2 separate regions of the Mus musculus genome follow, and region 2 is linked to region 1. The links are chromatin loops, found by intact Hi-C in ENCODE. Cell type or tissue: heart. All regions are shown on one strand. Each heading gives the region's core, and the rest is flanking DNA. Links, peaks and the distances in the headings are about the cores only. Region 1 holds the start of Gm52507 (a long non-coding RNA gene). Region 2 has its middle 36 kb from the start of 9430024E24Rik.

Region 1 (8,278 bases), core at 279-8,278:
GGTTAGTCATTTCAAGAGAGATGTGTGTGCTTGCAGGGACAGTAGCAGTTTGGGACATGCTGGTAGGGGAGGGGGAGACCCATGGGAGAGGTTTGGCTCTTCACGTCTCCTTGTGCTCATCTGACAGTGTGCCTGCCACATGGTACCCAAAGGCCACTCAGTGCTGCTGTGAGCCACAGCTCTACCGTCAGGTCTGGGTCTACTGGGTCCACATAAGACGGGCATGGGTAAGCACACACGATCATTACCATCACCAGAAGACAAGAAACCAGGGGTTGGGTGCAACCTGGAACCTACCACAGACACCAAGTCGTCCTCAACGCCTCAAAAGCTAGAAGCTGTCAGTGCTACAACATTCTCAGTCAGGGTTCTTCTTCAGCTAAGTGTGCAGCAACCATCCGTCCGTCCGTCCATCCGGAGACTGCTCCAGCTCCGAGTGGGCGCTTTGCCCTCCCCCCAGGGGCTGAGTCCTGTGGGAGTGCACGCATGGGCTGCAAAGCACTAGATCTTTCTCCAGGAATCCCCTCACTTGGCCTCTGGATCACTAACAGGCCCACAGTCTTCGGTTTTGCACTTCCAGGCCAGGACCTTCGAGAGCTTCAGAGAAGCCACATTCTCCTCCAAGGAAGAGGAGGGCCACCTGGCTCCCTGTGGCAGAAGTGATTTCATAACCGAGGAACAGAAAGAGTGGCCAAAGTGTACAGACTTCAATGAAGAGGTTAGGAGAGTCCAGAACTTTGTGCCCAACCTTCCCGGTTAACTCAGACAACGGTGGTCAACCCCTCTCTTGGGCCTCAGGCCACACAAGCCACTTGATGTCACACCTGCAGCCGCAGACACAGATCCTTGGGACCCCAGCTGGTGGAGCAGTCTTAGGTCAGTTTATTAGCTCCTTTGAGCACCAGCGTGGCACTAGGTTTTGCTAGAGATGTCTATGTTGACTCTATGGACCTCTGCTACCCGGAGGATGTGGGGCCCAGAGGCAAGGGGTTGATGGGTACCCCATAGGGTGTGCTCACATCTGAGGGGAGGAAGCAAGGTGACCCTTCCTGACACATAGAAATGAAGTACCATCAAGCAGAAAGACTGGCTGACTGGGCCTGAGGGTCTGGGACGGAGGAGGGGCTGGTGTAGGCTGGTGAGGTATTTTTGGCCCTGCCCCAGCTCACGCCATCTTGTTGGCTTGTTCTTGCTCCTGATCCTTTTGCACCTTGGACACCCAGCTGTCTCTATAGAGCTGTGACTGGAGAGGTTTGTACCAGCTGGTGAAGTAGCTGCCCATGGCCTCTAACCACTGGGCAGATCTTCACATCCACAGATGCTCTGGAGACCAGTGTCATTCCAGCCCTAAAAGCCAATGGTGGCAAAGCAGCGCATGGTGGTGAGGCTGAGAGCTGGGACAGCAGTGACTACTGTTCTCATGGCGACACATGGAGGGTTCAACTTGGCACCTCAGGTTGACACCTGTGAAATGTCCTGGCCCAAATTCTGAGGCCTGGGACAGAAGGGCTTTTCAAAACAGCAGCTCCCTGGTGGAAGGTGCCTTCTAGATGGTGGGGTGGGTCTGGCTGTGACGAGTTGGTGCCTCTGTACTGTTCTTCTCAGAGCCAGCTGCCACCAGGTCAGGTCACCAGGCAGAGGCCTATGGAGCTGTCGTCTGTCGTCGGACACTCCACAGATGAGCCCTTTGTGGGAATTGGCACCTGTGACTGGGCATAGTACCCTAGCAGCCAAGTTTCCATCCAGGTAGGCACCCAGTCACCTCCATAGAAAGCGGGGTCCCATCTATGCTCTCTGGACGTCCAGTGTGTGGAAAGGGGGAAGAGTCCACAGTTGTCTCAAGTGCATCTTAGTCCTGCTGCTTAGTGCCGTCATGAAATGCATGTGTGGGCCACTGGAGCCTGCTGGCGAGTGGCGCTTGTTCCCAGGTAGCTGGGTCAGAGGCCATCAGTGGATCTTGCAGGGTCCTAAGTGAAGCAATCAACCCTGGAATGTCCCAGGAGGGAGCTAGTGGCTTTGTGGGATTTCTGTGGTAGGTGACGGTCAGTTGAGGGGAGCCAGTGGGTGTCACTGGGCGGCTGGAGTGTGTGCCTGGGCCCCTCATGGGTGAGTCCAGGTAAGGAAGGAGTTTTCTTTCTTGGCGGGGTAAGTGGTCATCACACAGGAGCCTCTGGTCACTAACAGCACATACATTAGTCACAATTATGAACAACGGTCCCAGGGAGGCAGGGAAGTCTCAGCGGGCGAGCTGATGACCACACATGACCAAGCAGCTGCCCAGAGTCTCGTGGCCAGTGAGCAGGGCAAGCAGAACGGGCAGGTGAGGGAGGGAGTGACTCTCACCCCAGCCACCCCATCAGTAGTCTGGGCACCGGGTAGGAGATGTCTTCTCCCCCAGGAGGCTGTGGGCTCCTCAGGATTGGGGGATCTGCTGGCACCGGGTAGGGCTGGGTGGGAGTCGAGCTGCTGCGCTCTGCTCGGTGCGGAAGCTGTACTCGTACTGCAAGAGAAGGAAAGAGGCAGAGTCAGACCACAGGATCCTGGAGAAGGCCCCGCTGAGCAGAGGGGAGGCTCCTGATGAGCCTTAGGCAGAGCGACTGCAGGTCAGGCATCCAGGCCTGGAACTAGAGCTGGGATAGTGTTTCATTCTGTATGAAAGTGTGTGTGTGTGTGTGTGTGTGTGTGTGTGTGTGTGTGTGTGTGTGAGAGAGAGAGAGAGAGAGAGAGAGAGAGAGAGAGAGAGAGAGAGAGAGAGAGAACGCAGTGTCCACTACTGGTGCCAATGGCAAGCTCACACGAGAATCTTGTGCCACGCTGAGAGGCTCCAGTTGTGTCTAAAGCTCTCGGAGACAGAGATAGACCGGAGAGTGAACTCCATGCCTGACCAGCCTCTCTCAACCCTCAGGTCCTGGGACCCCTTGCTGTGCAGCACCCATGACAGCCACCTCAGTGACCCGGGGGAGAGGCAAGGGAAGGAAGGGCTTCTGGGCTCTCACAATCCTGCACCCTCTGTAGCCGGATCTCACGGCACCCAGAGCCTTCCTGGTGGGGACCCTCACAGCTACAGGCAGACTAACAGCAACTGGTGATGTGGGAGCCTGCCTTCTGCTGGCCACCCTGCTAGCCTGAGCCAAGAGCCAGTCTATGGAGGACCACTAACCCTTACAGTGCGGATCCTAATTCTATAGAGTAAATTCTGGCAGCAAAAGGCTCCAAGCCCAGTGAAAACTCTGAGAAGACACAAGTGTCTGGGGTGGGAGGGGGCCCTGCCGTGGGGTGGGCTGCAGAACAGGATTTCTTATCCCGGCAGAGGTGAAGAGGGCTTGTGGGATAGCCTGGGGTGCCCTATTAGGCGAGAGGCATTTATGTTAGCGGTTTCCAACCACGTTCAGTAGATCAGAACTGGTGAGCAGTGGGGGCTCTGGAAATGTTTCCAACAGGGAGGAGGTTGATGAACTGCTGTCTTGAGCTCAGTCACTCTGTGTGGACGCCCACATGGTACTCAGCCTGTGGAGCAGAGTGTGGCCAAACTGTAGGAGGAGAAGCTGCAGACCCCAGTCAGGCTGTGTGGCCCAAACAGCCTCATCACACCCCCAAAGGGAGCTGCCCTGAGAAAGAGTAGCTGAGGTCATGACCAAGGAGCCACTCAAGATAGTGCCCATATGACCTGTGAGTCCTGTCTTCCCGTTCTGGATCTTGGTGGACTCACTTCTAAGGTGGGGTACAGCCAGCCAATTCCAAGGGTGGCATAGGCCCTTCCTTGGTGGCAAGCAGTTTCTATTAAACAGCTGGTGGCTACGAGGGGAGCCTATCAGAGCGCCCACAGCTCCCCCTGCCATTTTCCCACCTTCTAGTGACTCTTGAAGGCACAGGACACCATCCCATCAGGCTAACACCATTTTATCAGGCTATAGGCAGCTGTCTACCCAAGACGCTTCAGGCAATGGTCGGCACAACACTGCCACCTGGTGGCTGCTTCGGTGTATGCATGTCAGTGAACAGAAACACATTCCAGCCTCTGTTGGCTTTATCTTACTCTGTTGGGGCTAATGGAGTGGTGGGTGGGAGGAGGAATGTTTGGAGGATGGGGTCATGTTGGGAAGACTATAAAGGCATAAGTCCTGTGGAATCCTTGGTTCCCAGGGCTCATAGTGTGGTGGCAGAGGGGCCCAGGAACCTTCCATATAGTCGAGGACTAACCACCACCTCCTAGGGCAGTTGTACAAGGCATAGGCCCAAGCAAAGGAGCCTTTCCCAGGAAAGAGCGAAACCATGGAAGGGCAGAGATGCGGGGGCGGGGGCTTAATGGTAGAGACTTGAGGGTAGAGGGCCAGGGGCTGTTCCCAATAGAACAAAGGCCTGGGATGTCAGGACAGCAGTTCAGACAGAGAAGGCACAGGCTAGGGAGAGGACAGGGTGTAGTTTTACTGGTGGCTGGGAGAGTCCCCGGGAGGCTGTGTGTGTGTGTGTGTGTGTGTGTGTGTGTGTAGAGGTAGCTGGACCACAGGGACAACAGCCATCATGCAGTCAGAAGACAAAGAGGATAGGTCTATACCCTTGGGGTGGGGGTTGACAGTCCTGGGGGCTGCCTGAGAAGTGACACCTTGGGGTGAGATACAGTAGATCCTGACCTGGAACCTGCAAGGCCTAGGCTAGCTAGGATGAAATTTTGAGTGGTGGTCATAAGTCTGGGGTGGGTCTGAAATATTCATTTTCTAGTGGCTTCTAGGTGACTGGAGTTGGGGTCAGTTCTGAAAGCAAGCCTGACCAATCACATGACCAACATGACCACAGTGATGTAGGGAGGGTTGGAGTGGGAGGGCCAGAGGCTAGACTACGGTGGTCAGGTGGGTGATGGTGAACCACGAGGAGAACTAGGGACAGGCAGGGTAGGGTATCGCACTTTGAAAGCCAGCAGTGATTCTCAGATGAGGGAAGGAAAAGGCTCACATGGTACCAACGCGGTCAGGGCTGGAGATGCTGCCTGAGCTGTTCAGAAGTAGGCCGTGCTGTGCCCAGCTCCCAGGGCAGAAGGAAGCCTGTGGGGCAGTGGAACTTTCTTCATTTAATGCTGTCCGGTTGGCCCCGCCCCAGGATATCCTAGCCTGAGACTGGTGCTGGGCAGATGGGAACTGCAGCTTTCTGGGTAGTGGGTAGGGGAAGCATGGCTGACCAGGCAGTGGGGCCTCCATGTGTGGGGTCAGGGGTCCGTGCCTGTGGTGGCTGGGCATGGGAGCGGGTCTCTGGGAGGGGCAAGGACCTGCCTTCCAGTTCACTGTGAACGCTCCTTTCTTTGCACTCTGGCTTGTAGTGGAGAAGGAGCGGCAAGCACACACTTGCCTTTTCCTGTGCTGCAGCCCAAGCACACGGAGACCCTGGGGGCTGGCACCACGCATGGATCCCTCGGCCCCCGCCCTCTCCCTGGAGCTTTTTCCTTTTTAGGTTATCCTGGCTGGAAAAAGTCACCTCCCCCACTCTTGTTTTCCCTAATTCCCCAAATGAAATTTCAACATATGTCCCCCGACATAATCCCCCTTAGGCTGCGGATAACCTTCCCACAGACGAGGTCCTCCACCGGGGATTCTTCGTCCCCAAAATGTTTGCCCAAGAGACTAGGGCCGCTTCTGGAAGCCCTTTCACTCCCTTGGGCAAACAGAGAGTACCTTTGAAGGTGGATTTGAGCCCAGGCCTGTTTACTCAAGACATTAGTCTCCTGCATAAGGAAAACCTGCACTTGAGTACAAACAGCAAATCCTTTTTGAATTAAAAATATTTTCAATTAAAAAGCATTTGGTGTGCAGAGCCCAGTCCAGCTGAGCAGTGAAGGGCAGGGTGCCCTCTGGTGGACACAGCCTGTCATCGCAACTGTAGTGCTGGCTTGGCCTAGGAAAGAGATATCACTGTCAAAGGCTCTGTAGGGGACTTTCCCAGAGGCCCCAGGACCTTGTAATAGACAGCCTCAGGCCTCTCAGGCAGACAGGTCAGACAGTGGGTCACGGTCTCCACAAGCCCTTGCTCTCAGGAGACTAGCATTGTGTTAGGAGGAGGTGGCAGCATCATAGAGGCTAGGTCACTGCAGCCACCAGGGAAAGGGGTGACTAGCTTCTCCTGCCACTCACAGGGGAGCTGTGGGAGTCACTGGGGTGATCTGTGCCAACACACCCAGCAGTGCTTGTGCCCAAGAGGCCGATATGGGGAAAGCAGCAGCATTTATGAAAGGTCCTGGGTCCTTTTAATGATTGGTAAGGGGAGGCTTGCCTGACTCAGAAGTGCTTGCTGCCTACCAACGGGGCAGTAGTGGGGGTGGGGCTGGCATGCACAGGTTGTACCTGCTCAGGCCCTCGTCCTCTCCTGATTCAGTGCCAGTCACATCCACAGGGGGACAAGGCAGGCAGGAAGGTTTCTTTCTAGCTCTTTACTCTGCAGTCAGGAAGCATGCTGAGGGAAGGATCCAACTTCCTGAGACCCCAGAGTGAGGCAGGACAGTGCTGGTCCTGGCCCAGAGGGGAGCCTGGAGCAAATGCTGAGCTGGACAGGTGTCCATGCCCACCCCTTGATGGGCTGCAGGTGGGAGACATGGGGTCAGGTGACAACCAGAGCCAAAGCAGGTGGCGTGGCAGCAGATCACAGAAGGCCCTGGAGTGTGGGCTAGAATAGCAGAGAGATGGTTCAGGGGTGGAGAACAGTGGAGGGAAGGCTGGGCTTTCACAGATGGCCTAATGCCAGGGCAGAGGGAGTAGTAGAGGCTAGACCAGACAGCCCAGGATAGCTATGAATTCAGTCGAGAACAAAAAAGTAATTTATTAAAACATCATAAAAGTTCACTTACTTTTTTTTTTTTTAAGACAAGGTAGCCTCGGCTCTACATCCACAGAGATCTGCCTGCTTCTGAAGTGCGGTATTAATGGCGCGCACCGCCACCCCCAGCTCGAGGGTTGACATTTGTTGGACCTCAACCACACCATTCTTGAGGATGAGCTTTGTAAACGACTGTGTGGTGAGAGAAGTTGAGGGGCAGGACACAGCAGCCACCCGCCTGCTCTTCAGACCTCCCTTGGGCTATTCCATTATCCCTCACCTCCCAGGCACTGCCACAGCCTGCACTCAAACCTGTGTCCCATTTGTAAATACACCTTAGACCTCAGCCCTTCCTCATCCACAGCTCAGCCTCCAATGAGCCTCCATTCTGCCAGGTGCCCTTTCCACTCATGGGCTCCATGTTCTCCATGCTGTGTCTTGGACCTGGGGTTCAATCCTGGGGAAGGATTGGGGTGGGTCTGCTGTGGGCTGGGCCTGCTGTGGAGCGGGCCTGCTGCACCGCATTTCTGGGATGGGCTAGCTTAGACTTTGCATCTGCCCTCTAACAGGGACTCTAGATATTCCACTTAGCATGCAGGGCTGGGAACGTCTGGACCCATGCAGTCCGCAGGCAACCAAAGGGCTGAATGACACAGAGGGGGAGGACTCTGGGGTCCATGTCTTGTCAATGTTTTCTATGTGAGTCTGTACTGGGTGACAGCAAGGCCCAGCAAGAGTGTCACAGGCAAAGTGGGGGAGCTGGGCTTCTAATGGGGCAGGATGACCAGCGCCACAACAGTGAGCACCCCGGTTCTGTCCTCTCTCCATGTGGACACTCAGCAGAGTCACACGCTACCTGACTCCCATGGAGCGACTGTCAGCCTCCGTGCCTCTCCTGGAGAGAGGTGTACACTTCCCAGCTAGGCAGAGGATGAAGGCTGCCACACCACAGCGGCAGCAATACCACGCTGTCAATGGGGACATTTCATGAAGCAGATGGAAAGCTCTATATCACGACTATTAAAAGCTGAGAGTGAATGACAGGTAGAGGAGCTGCACGGCTGAGAACGGGGGAACAAGCTTCCTCTATGGATACAGAACAGCCTCCCCTTGCTGTGGTCCCACAGGCAGGCACCTGTGGGTGGGGCCTGCTTGCTGGGGAGGCCTGGGATTGGGTGGGTCTGTGGAGATGTATGTGTGTGTGTGTACAGGTGAATGGAAGCCACAGTTGTGGTTGAGATGGCATCTCAGCATTCACCTGGACATTAAAAACTGGGGGGGGGGGCTGTCTGTAATGCTGGAACACACCCTCCTCTACGTCACTGCAGGAAACACCTGAAGAGACGCTGCAGGTCGTGCAATGCCACATGGGGTATCCTGTGGAGGTCCTGCCCCACTCCATCTCTGCTACAATACAGGTGTTTGTCACCTCTGCCTGGCAACTTTTTCTAGCTCTGCTTGGGGAATTGCTGTACTTTAA
Region 2 (8,329 bases), core at 218-8,217, 52 kb before region 1:
TGTGTGTGTGTGTGTATGTGTTAGTGTGAGCATGTGCTCCTGCTGCAGGGGCTGTATCTCCAATTCCTCCCCAGGTGTGAATTCTGCCCAGGTCCAGAGGGTGTGGCCCCATGCAGGTCACGGAAGCAACATGCAGGCAGGCCTCGGGTGTGGAGGCCAGTGTATCACTTGAGGCTGTAGGATCTAGGGTCTGATCTGACTCAGAGACTTCCCACTGGGTGGCCTGGGCGTGTTTTGGTCACCCTTTCTCAGCTTTAGCTTAGCCGTCTGTGAAAACCGGGGCCGATAGACTTCGCCTCATTGGGTCACGGTGCAAAGTCAGAATCAAGAATCATAATTGCTTCCCTGGTAGCTAAGGCCTGACAGTGGGAACTCCAGGCTGCCTTCTCTCTCAGTCCGGGTCCAAAGCCCAAGGTTTCAACTTTATGGCTGCTAGGGACTGCCTCTAGAGGCCCCTGTGTTGAAAAGTTTGCTCCCCAGGGTGCTGCTATGGGGAGGTAGGGAAACCTTTCAGAGGCTGGGCCTAGCAGAAGGCCTCCCCGCCACCGAGCTGTGCCCCAGAGAGGACTGTGCCTCTTCTTTATAAGCTGACAAATCTCAGGCAGACTAGGAGGGGCCATGGGGAAAGCTGTGGCTCCTGCCTCTGCTGTCATGAATGCTCAGGTCACAAAAGTCAACCAGAGATGCTGAGGGGAATACAGAGCACCTGGCCCCAGACAGACAGTCAGACACACTCACCACAAACCCATGGGGACTGAGAGTTCAGGGCCTCGCTGAGGGAACACAAAGCACCCGCCCGACATTCTCTCTCTCTCTCTCTCTCTCTCTCTCTCTCTCTCTCTCTCTCTCACACACACACACACACACACACACACACACACTCATGGTAAACCCATGGGGCCTGAGTGTTGAGGGCCTCTAACCATGGTTGAATTTATCTCTTCATCTCACCTTGAAAGATGAGACTGAGCAAGAGCAGCCCCGGGCACTGGGCAGGTTTCTATTTGCTCCCATCATTGTCCTTTGAGGTGCAACACAGCCAAGTAAGATTTCACAGGCCTGTGGGGCAGACAGTGCATCCTAGACATAGGCCTACTAATGTCTTGAACCTTTCATGGCTCCCACTGTTCAGAGGGACCAGCCAGCTACCAGTCAGTTCTGCAGCCCAACCTGCCTTTCTCTGGGCAGGAGGACCCTGGGCACATGCGTGTCTATTCTGAGCCTCAGCTCTCACCTGGAGAATGGAGAATATGTTTTCTTACAGGCTTGCCTGGATCTATAGGACATCTCAGGCTGTGGGGCTTTGGGTGTTCCTTCCCCTGTTGATACAATATCTGCCAAAAGCAACTAAAGGGAAAAGGGGCTCACCTTGGCTCACAGTTTGAGGCTACCGAACACTCAGCTGGATACCAGCACTCAGTTTACGTTCACCAGGATGCCACCACCCACAGAGGCCACGCCTTCCTTCCTCAGCTACCCTAATCAAGGTAACTCCCAGATAATTCTGGATCTCAAATTGACAACTGAGATTAACCATTGCATGGGCTACAATTCATAAAGGTCCAGGCAAACTGGCATGAGCCCAAAAGTCAGCTTTGGTATGAGTGAGTTGGATTCAGCATGAAAGCCAGACTCAGCATGAGGGAGTCAGGCTCAGCATGAGGGAGTCAGGCTCAGCATGAAAACCAGGCTCAGCATGGGGAGTCAGACACAGCATGATAGAGTCAGACTCATCATGAGGGACTCAGACTCAGCATGAGGGAGTCAGAAGAGTCAGACTCAGCATGAGGGAGTCAGGCTCAGCATGAGAGAGTCAGACTCAGCATGAGGGAGTCAGGCTCAGCATGAGAGAGTCAGACTCAGCATGAGGGAGTCAGGCTCAGCATGAGAGAGTCAGGCTCAGCATTATAGAGTCAGACTTAGCATGAGGGAGTCAGAAGAGTCAGACTCAGCATGAGGGAGTCAGACTCAGCATGAGGGAGTCAGACTCAGCATGAGGAGTCAGGCTCAGCATGAGGGAGCATGGCTAAAAGACATGTTGTCCTGTGATAGAAACCCTACAAGTGCAGACTGCAAATCCTTGGTTCTACTCTTGCCTCCACGTATAGGTGGTGAAGCCTGGAAGGGGAGGTGGAGGTGTCCTGGGGTGAGGTAGTAGACAGGTTGGTCCTGGGGAGATAGGACCCATAGTCCTCTTGCTGCCCAGCTCTGCTGCTCCTATGGTGTGTCTAAATTTACCTCTTGTGCCTCATTCTTCCTGTGCATAGTAAAATGGGAAGCAAGGCCTCCTGAGGGCTGGATGGGAGGACTCCCCAGCAATCTGCAGTGCTTGCCAGGTTCTAGAGCGAGCACTAGTGAGCAGTTCAAATCTTGGGATGAATTCGACTGGTCAGAGAGCCTCCCCACCCAGGACCCCAGTACGTCTTCATAACTCCACTGTTACTGTCCTCATTTTCCTGATGGGGGAAACTGAGGCTCAGGCCAAGGAAGGACGTTTCCCTATGTTGTCATGAGGATTGGAAGCTAGGCTAAGGCACCACACATTTGTCTTTGGTCTCACCTTGGTTTTTTTGTTTTTATTTTATGGATATGTGTGCTTAGCGTGTGCCTGCCCAGTGCCCACAGAGGACAGAAGAGGGTTTTGGATCTCCTGTAACTGGAGTTACAGATGTAGTTGCTGGAATTTGAACTCAGGACCTCTGAAAGAGCAGCCAGTGCTCTTAACCGCCGAGCCATCTCTCCAGCCGCCTCACTGCATCCTTTGTTGGACTTACCATTGGTGATGATCGATTTGTTTTTCTTACTTCTCTGTTCATGTCTCCCGACATGAACGACAGCTCCAAGAGGGCGCTAACTTTCCTCTTTGAGATTCACCAGGAAATCCTTAATGCTGGATCAAGTTCTTAGAAAGTCATTGTTCCATGAATTCATAGTTTTCTTTCTTGTTATCTTTTCAAGACAGGATTTCTCTGTGTAGCGCTGGCTGTCCTGGAACTCACTCTGTAAACAAGGCTGGCCTTGAACTCACAGACATCTACCTTCCTCTGGCTCCTGAGTGTTGGGATTAAAGGTGTGTGCCACCACTATCTGGAAAATATTTAGTATGACTCTTTTTTTATAATTTACTTTTATTTTATGTTCATAGGTATTTTGCCTACCTGTATGTCTGTGATGATAGCAGAAAGTCTGGAACGGGAGTTACTGATAGGTGTGAGCTGCCATTCGGGTGCTGAGAGTTGAACTCTGGTCCTCTAGAAGAGTGGCCAGTGCTCTTGACTGATGAGTCTCTCTCCAGCGCCTGTGCCCCATCATTTTCTAATTATCAGAAAAACAAAAAAAAAAAAAGAGTTTCATGTTGTAGCACATGCTACTGCTGTGCTGCAGTGTCCCGTTCCAGCCAGCAGATGGCAGCAGAAAACAAGCTACCTGCCGGGTGGAGCCCAGGTGAAGTAGGTTTGATTTTTCCAGGTTGGCAGAAGTGTGTGAAGTGTGTGTGTGTGTGTGTGTGTGTGTGTGTGTATCTCTGTGTGTGTGTGTCTGTCTTTTTGTCTGTCTGTCTGTCTTCTCTTTCCTCCTAAGCCTCAAAAATCCTGTCTTAATAGCTTACACTGACCATTGTCATTGAGTAGGCACAGAGGCACTGTTGTGTTGAGGTGACAGAGACACCTGCTCTGCTTCTGGCCTCCAGGTGCCATTCCCTGTGCTGCCCTGTGTTGAGGCTTTGAGCATCTATGCTCTTGATGTCCAGAGCCAACAGTGTGGCTTTCTGGGCAAAACTTATGAAGGATTTCCACTGAACCAGGTCTGCTGCCATCTTAATATTCAGAAGGCTAGGGCAGGAAGATTGACAAACGGTTGAGGGCAACCTGGGTTATGTAGTCAGTTCCAGGCTAGCCTGAGCGACAGCATGAGACTCTCTCTGTCTTTAAAAAAAAAAACAACCAATCAAAACAAACAAGAAAGCCAAAATAAAACTTTTTAAAAGAGTCAAAAGACGGTAGATCCGAGTGCTGAGCAGAGGGCCCTTCGAAGCTCCAGGCTTTCTGTGCTATGTAGATCGGATACAGGAGGCCGGATCCATTTGTTTTGGGTGGGTGGCTGAGGAACCCGTGTCAGGGCCATCTCAAGTTCAGCAAGTGTTAAGGGCTGAAGCCATGGGCTTGGGCAGTGTGTGGAGCCAAGCAGGGGAACCAGCCTGGAGACCACTTGTTCTGAGCCCAGGAGGCCAGCTCTGCAGGAGTCCCGGAAAGAGGCCTCGGCCCCTCTCTCTTCCTCAGACGGGCTCCTTGCCTGAGCCTTTCATCCATGTAGTGATTTATCTCCTAATGAAGGACGGGGCAGCCTTGGAGGCAAAGGTGCTTTTGATGGGCTGTGAGCCTCTCCTTGGCAGCCCCTCCAGCTGCTCTCCAAGGGGCCAGGCTGACCCACACTTCCTCTCTGCCAAGTGAGGATTAGGGAACCGTAAAGCAAGGACCCCTAAACCCTGTCCAGAGAGCACACATTTGGGCCTCAGATGCTGCCACAGCAAGATGGGACTGTAGAAGCTTGCTCCCTGGAGGAGACACTCCTTGGATGCCCGGTTCTGTCTCCTGTCTTATGGGGGTGCCTCCTGGTCCAGCTTGGACAGAGATGGTCAGGGTCACCCCCAAAACTAGGAACCCCAGATGAAGCCAGGACTAAAAGAGCTCACTGGTGTGACCAGGGAGCAAGGCAGCCAGCCACAGCTAGACTGAGAATAAAGCCAGCCCTGGGTGGATTGGCAGGAGGAGCGAAGCACCCTCTGCGTGCTCAACACAGATGCAAGCTGGTCTTATTACAACACCCAGACAAAGAACCCAAGAGTGGGGGTGGGGTAGGGGTGGAGTGGGGTGGCAGTGGGGGAGGAGGCTGCATATCAAGTCCATGCAGCTAGGAAGTGATAGTCCGAATGGACAATAAAGAAAAATTTTTACATTATACTATTTGAAAAAAAAAATCTCTGTCTCAAATGTTACCTCTTTTTCTCGCCCCCGCCCCCTTTTTTGGACACAGGGTCTCAGGTATACTGATAAACTTGATATAGCGCTGAGGGTGACATCGAGCCTGCAATCCTGTCTTCGGCTGCTGGTGCTGGGATTAAATGGGTGAATGGCCACAGAGGTTTACTGAATGTGGGGATCAAATTCAGAGCTTTGTTCATGCCAGGCAAGCACTCTCCCGGCTGAGCTACATCCCCAGCCTGCTTTTACTAAGTATCTCTTTATTTTGATACATATTTTCATTATTCTACCCAGGCTAGCATCAAACTCCTGGGCTCAAGCAATTCTCCTGCTTCAGTCTCCCAAGTAGCTGGGGTCACAGGTGTACTGTTATACCTGGGCAACATTAATCTGTGTTAATGACTCGGTTATGGGGAATCTGGTATGAAATTAAGATGCACTGTAGGAGCCGCAGAGAGCAGCCTTCTTTGCCCCCTGCCTTTGTCCCTGCTCCAGACTGGCCCAGACTGGCCCAGACTGCTTTCCATAGTCCTCACCGAGAATCTGAGGGCCCCGGAAAGGATGCTGGTATATGACAGAATAGTATGGGGAGAGCAGCACCAAGGTTAGCCCAGGAGGAGCTAAGGAGGTTGTTCCCGTCAGTAAAGTCTTTACCATAGAGGTGTGATGATCTGAGTCCAAATCCACAGCCCCATATGAGAAGCCAGATATGCAGTGTATGTCTGTAGCCCAGCACTGGAGGGTGGGGTGGACAGAGGTGAGTCCTGCATTTCTGGTGATCCAGTGAGCTCAGGGTGCAGTATGGGGCCCTACCTCAAAAAGGTAGGTGGACATCAAGAGACGATAGAGGAAGAAACTGATGTAGACTTCTGGCTTCCACGCGTGCACATACATGGTAGACATGTGAACACACCTGTACACACACACACACACACACACACACTAGCATATAAATAAAATCAACGAGAGAAAATGATTGGAAGTGTCCCCTCCCTCTTTAAAGGCTACATGTAAGGGACAAAGCATTTTGAGAAAAGCCCACAGTATTCAATTATGGAAAAGGGGACAGACTTTGTAAATGAAGCCACACTACTCCCCTGGGCTAGTGCTACTGGACATGTGACCTTTCTCTAGCTCCAGAAATGTTTTTCTCCTTCAACACACTATCTCGGTTTCTACCACTGTCCACGAGTTCCTGGTCTGTTTCCTGCTTCAGGCCACACAGACCTGGAGGTCCCAGCAGTAGCTCTCAGGACCCTTCTGCAAACCTGTAATGTGTGCAGGCAAGCTGAGCTGCACACCTGTAACACGTGCAGAGGCAAGTGCTGTACACCTGTAACAGGTGCAGGATGCAAGCACTACACACCTGTAACAGGTGCAGGAGGCAAACTGAGCTGCACACCTGTAACACGTGCAGAGGCAAGTGCTGTACACCTGTAACAGGGGCAGGATGCAAGCACTACACACCTGTAACAGGTGCAGGAGGCAAGCTGAGCTGCACACCTGTAACACGTGCAGAGGCAAGTGCTGTACACCTGTAACAGGGGCAGGATGCAAGCACTACACACCTGTAACAGGTGCAGGAGGCAAGCTGAGCTGCACACCTGTAACACGTGCAGAGGCAAGTGCTGTACACCTGTAACAGGTGCAGGATGCAAGCACTACACACCTGTAACAGGTGCAGGAGGCAAACTGAGCTGCACACCTGTAACACGTGCAGAGGCAAGTGCTGTACACCTGTAACAGGTGCAGGATGCAAGCACTACACACCTGTAACAGGTGCAGGAGGCAAGCTGAGCTGCACACCTGTAACACGTGCAGCATTGCCTTTGAGTGTGTCCTATCTGCCAACTTCCCTGGTCTAAACAAGCCACCTGATGTGGGTGGGAGAGGATTGGATAGTTGTTTAGGGCTTTTAGAGTGGACAGCACCCCACTTGGGTTTAATTAATCTAGACTTAACTCTCGATAGACCAGCCAAGTGCCAGGGCTGCACATCCCACTTGGGAGGTCAGGTTGTGATATACATGAGCTTAGACTGAAGATTGGTCCTGGGAAGGGTCTCCTCAGATGGACCACTCCATCCTGAGCAAAGCACAAGGGAGGGGCTCAGCACCAGGCATCAGTGTGGCATACTTACCTGCCCCGTCCAGGACATGGGCCTGAAGGAGTGGCTTCCCTGCCAGTTGGGGTCCATGCAAGCCAGGGCAGAGAACAAGAACTCACCGCTCATAACAAGATGAGTGAGCTAAAAATTCTCCCTTCTCCACTGGTCGTCTCTGACGCCTTGTAGACCAGTGGGGAAAATACCCCATAAGATAATCAAAGGGTTGGGGTGGCTCCCAAATGAGAAACAGCTGACATTGACACTGAGCGTAATGGTCAGTGTCCTCTAGGGTAATAGAACTTACAGAATTTTATATGGTATTTATTATATACAGTATGTAATTTTATATAGGGTTTAAAATATTATTAAATAAATATATATAATTATTATGTTACATGTAATATATAGAGAGTATTATAATTGGTTATAGGCTGTGGTTCAGCTAAGATAACAATGCTTGCCTATGACTAGAAGGTCCAAGAATCCAATAGTTCAGTCCACCAGGTTGAATGTCTCAGATGGTCTTCAGTAGACCCCGGAATCCTAAAGTGGGCTCTAATGCCAGTGAAGGCAGGGACTTGCCTGTGATGGTGAGTAAGCAAAGACAGAGCTCCCTTCTTCCATGTGCTTCAGATAAGGCTGCCAGCAGAAGGTGTGGCCCAGGTTAGAGGTGGATCTTCCCACCTGGAAGATCCAGATTAGGAGAGGATCGTCCCACTTTAAACAATTAAGCCAAAGTCCCTCACCGGTGTGCTCAACCATTGTTGGGTTTTAGTTAATTCCAGATGTAGTCAAGTTGACAACCAAGAATAGCCACCACACTGGGAAGACATCTTTGGGTATTCTACTTTGGATCTCTGATGCTGTGATACACACCATGGCCAAAAGAATGTTGGGAAGGAAGGGGTTTACGGCCTTCAGTGTCTTCATCCCAGTTCTTCACTGAGGCAAGTCAGAGTAGGAACTCAAGCAGGAGCAGAGGCAGGAGCCAGGAGAAAAGCGATCAAAAAAGTACCACAGACATGTCTAGAGGTCAGTCTGAAGGAGGGATCTTCTCAACTAAGGTTCCCTTTTTCCCAAATGACTCTAGTTTGTGCTAAATTGAGAAGAAGAAGAAGAAGAAAAAAAAACTAATTTGCTTAGGTGGGGGAAAAGGACAAGGGCTTTGAAGGATGAATAGGAGTTCACCAAAGGTCCTAAGAAGGAAGGAAAAGGCTTTTTTACACAGAGTTTACAGCCAGTGC

What was found. Peaks named below come from ENCODE experiments on the same cell type or tissue, not always from the same donor. Only the 100,000 strongest peaks of a DNase experiment are listed, where the experiment ranks them.
Region 2: a loop joins it to region 1, with 9 times the contacts of the local background. A loop is called at or near these places in 28 of 42 quality-filtered maps.

What each region holds. Positions count from the first base shown.
Region 1 is chr2:33,731,032-33,739,309 of GRCm38, forward strand. It overlaps Mvb12b (multivesicular body subunit 12B), which reads right to left. Exons shown (of 10, transcript NM_175184.4): 10 at 1-2,500. The coding sequence ends at 2,414. It overlaps Gm52507 (a long non-coding RNA gene), which reads left to right and starts at 2,451. Exons shown (of 4, transcript XR_003953788.1): 1 at 2,451-8,278. In heart, for the core only: CTCF peaks have their summits at 3,972 (motif pointing left) and 5,841 (motif pointing left); no DNase peak of the experiment used is centred there; H3K27me3 peaks cover 913 bases.
Region 2 is chr2:33,679,018-33,687,346 of GRCm38, forward strand. No RefSeq gene overlaps it. Among named protein-coding and RNA genes, the nearest start is that of 9430024E24Rik, 36 kb to the right of the region's middle. In heart, for the core only: a CTCF peak has its summit at 3,381 (motif pointing right); no DNase peak of the experiment used is centred there; H3K27me3 peaks cover 3,132 bases.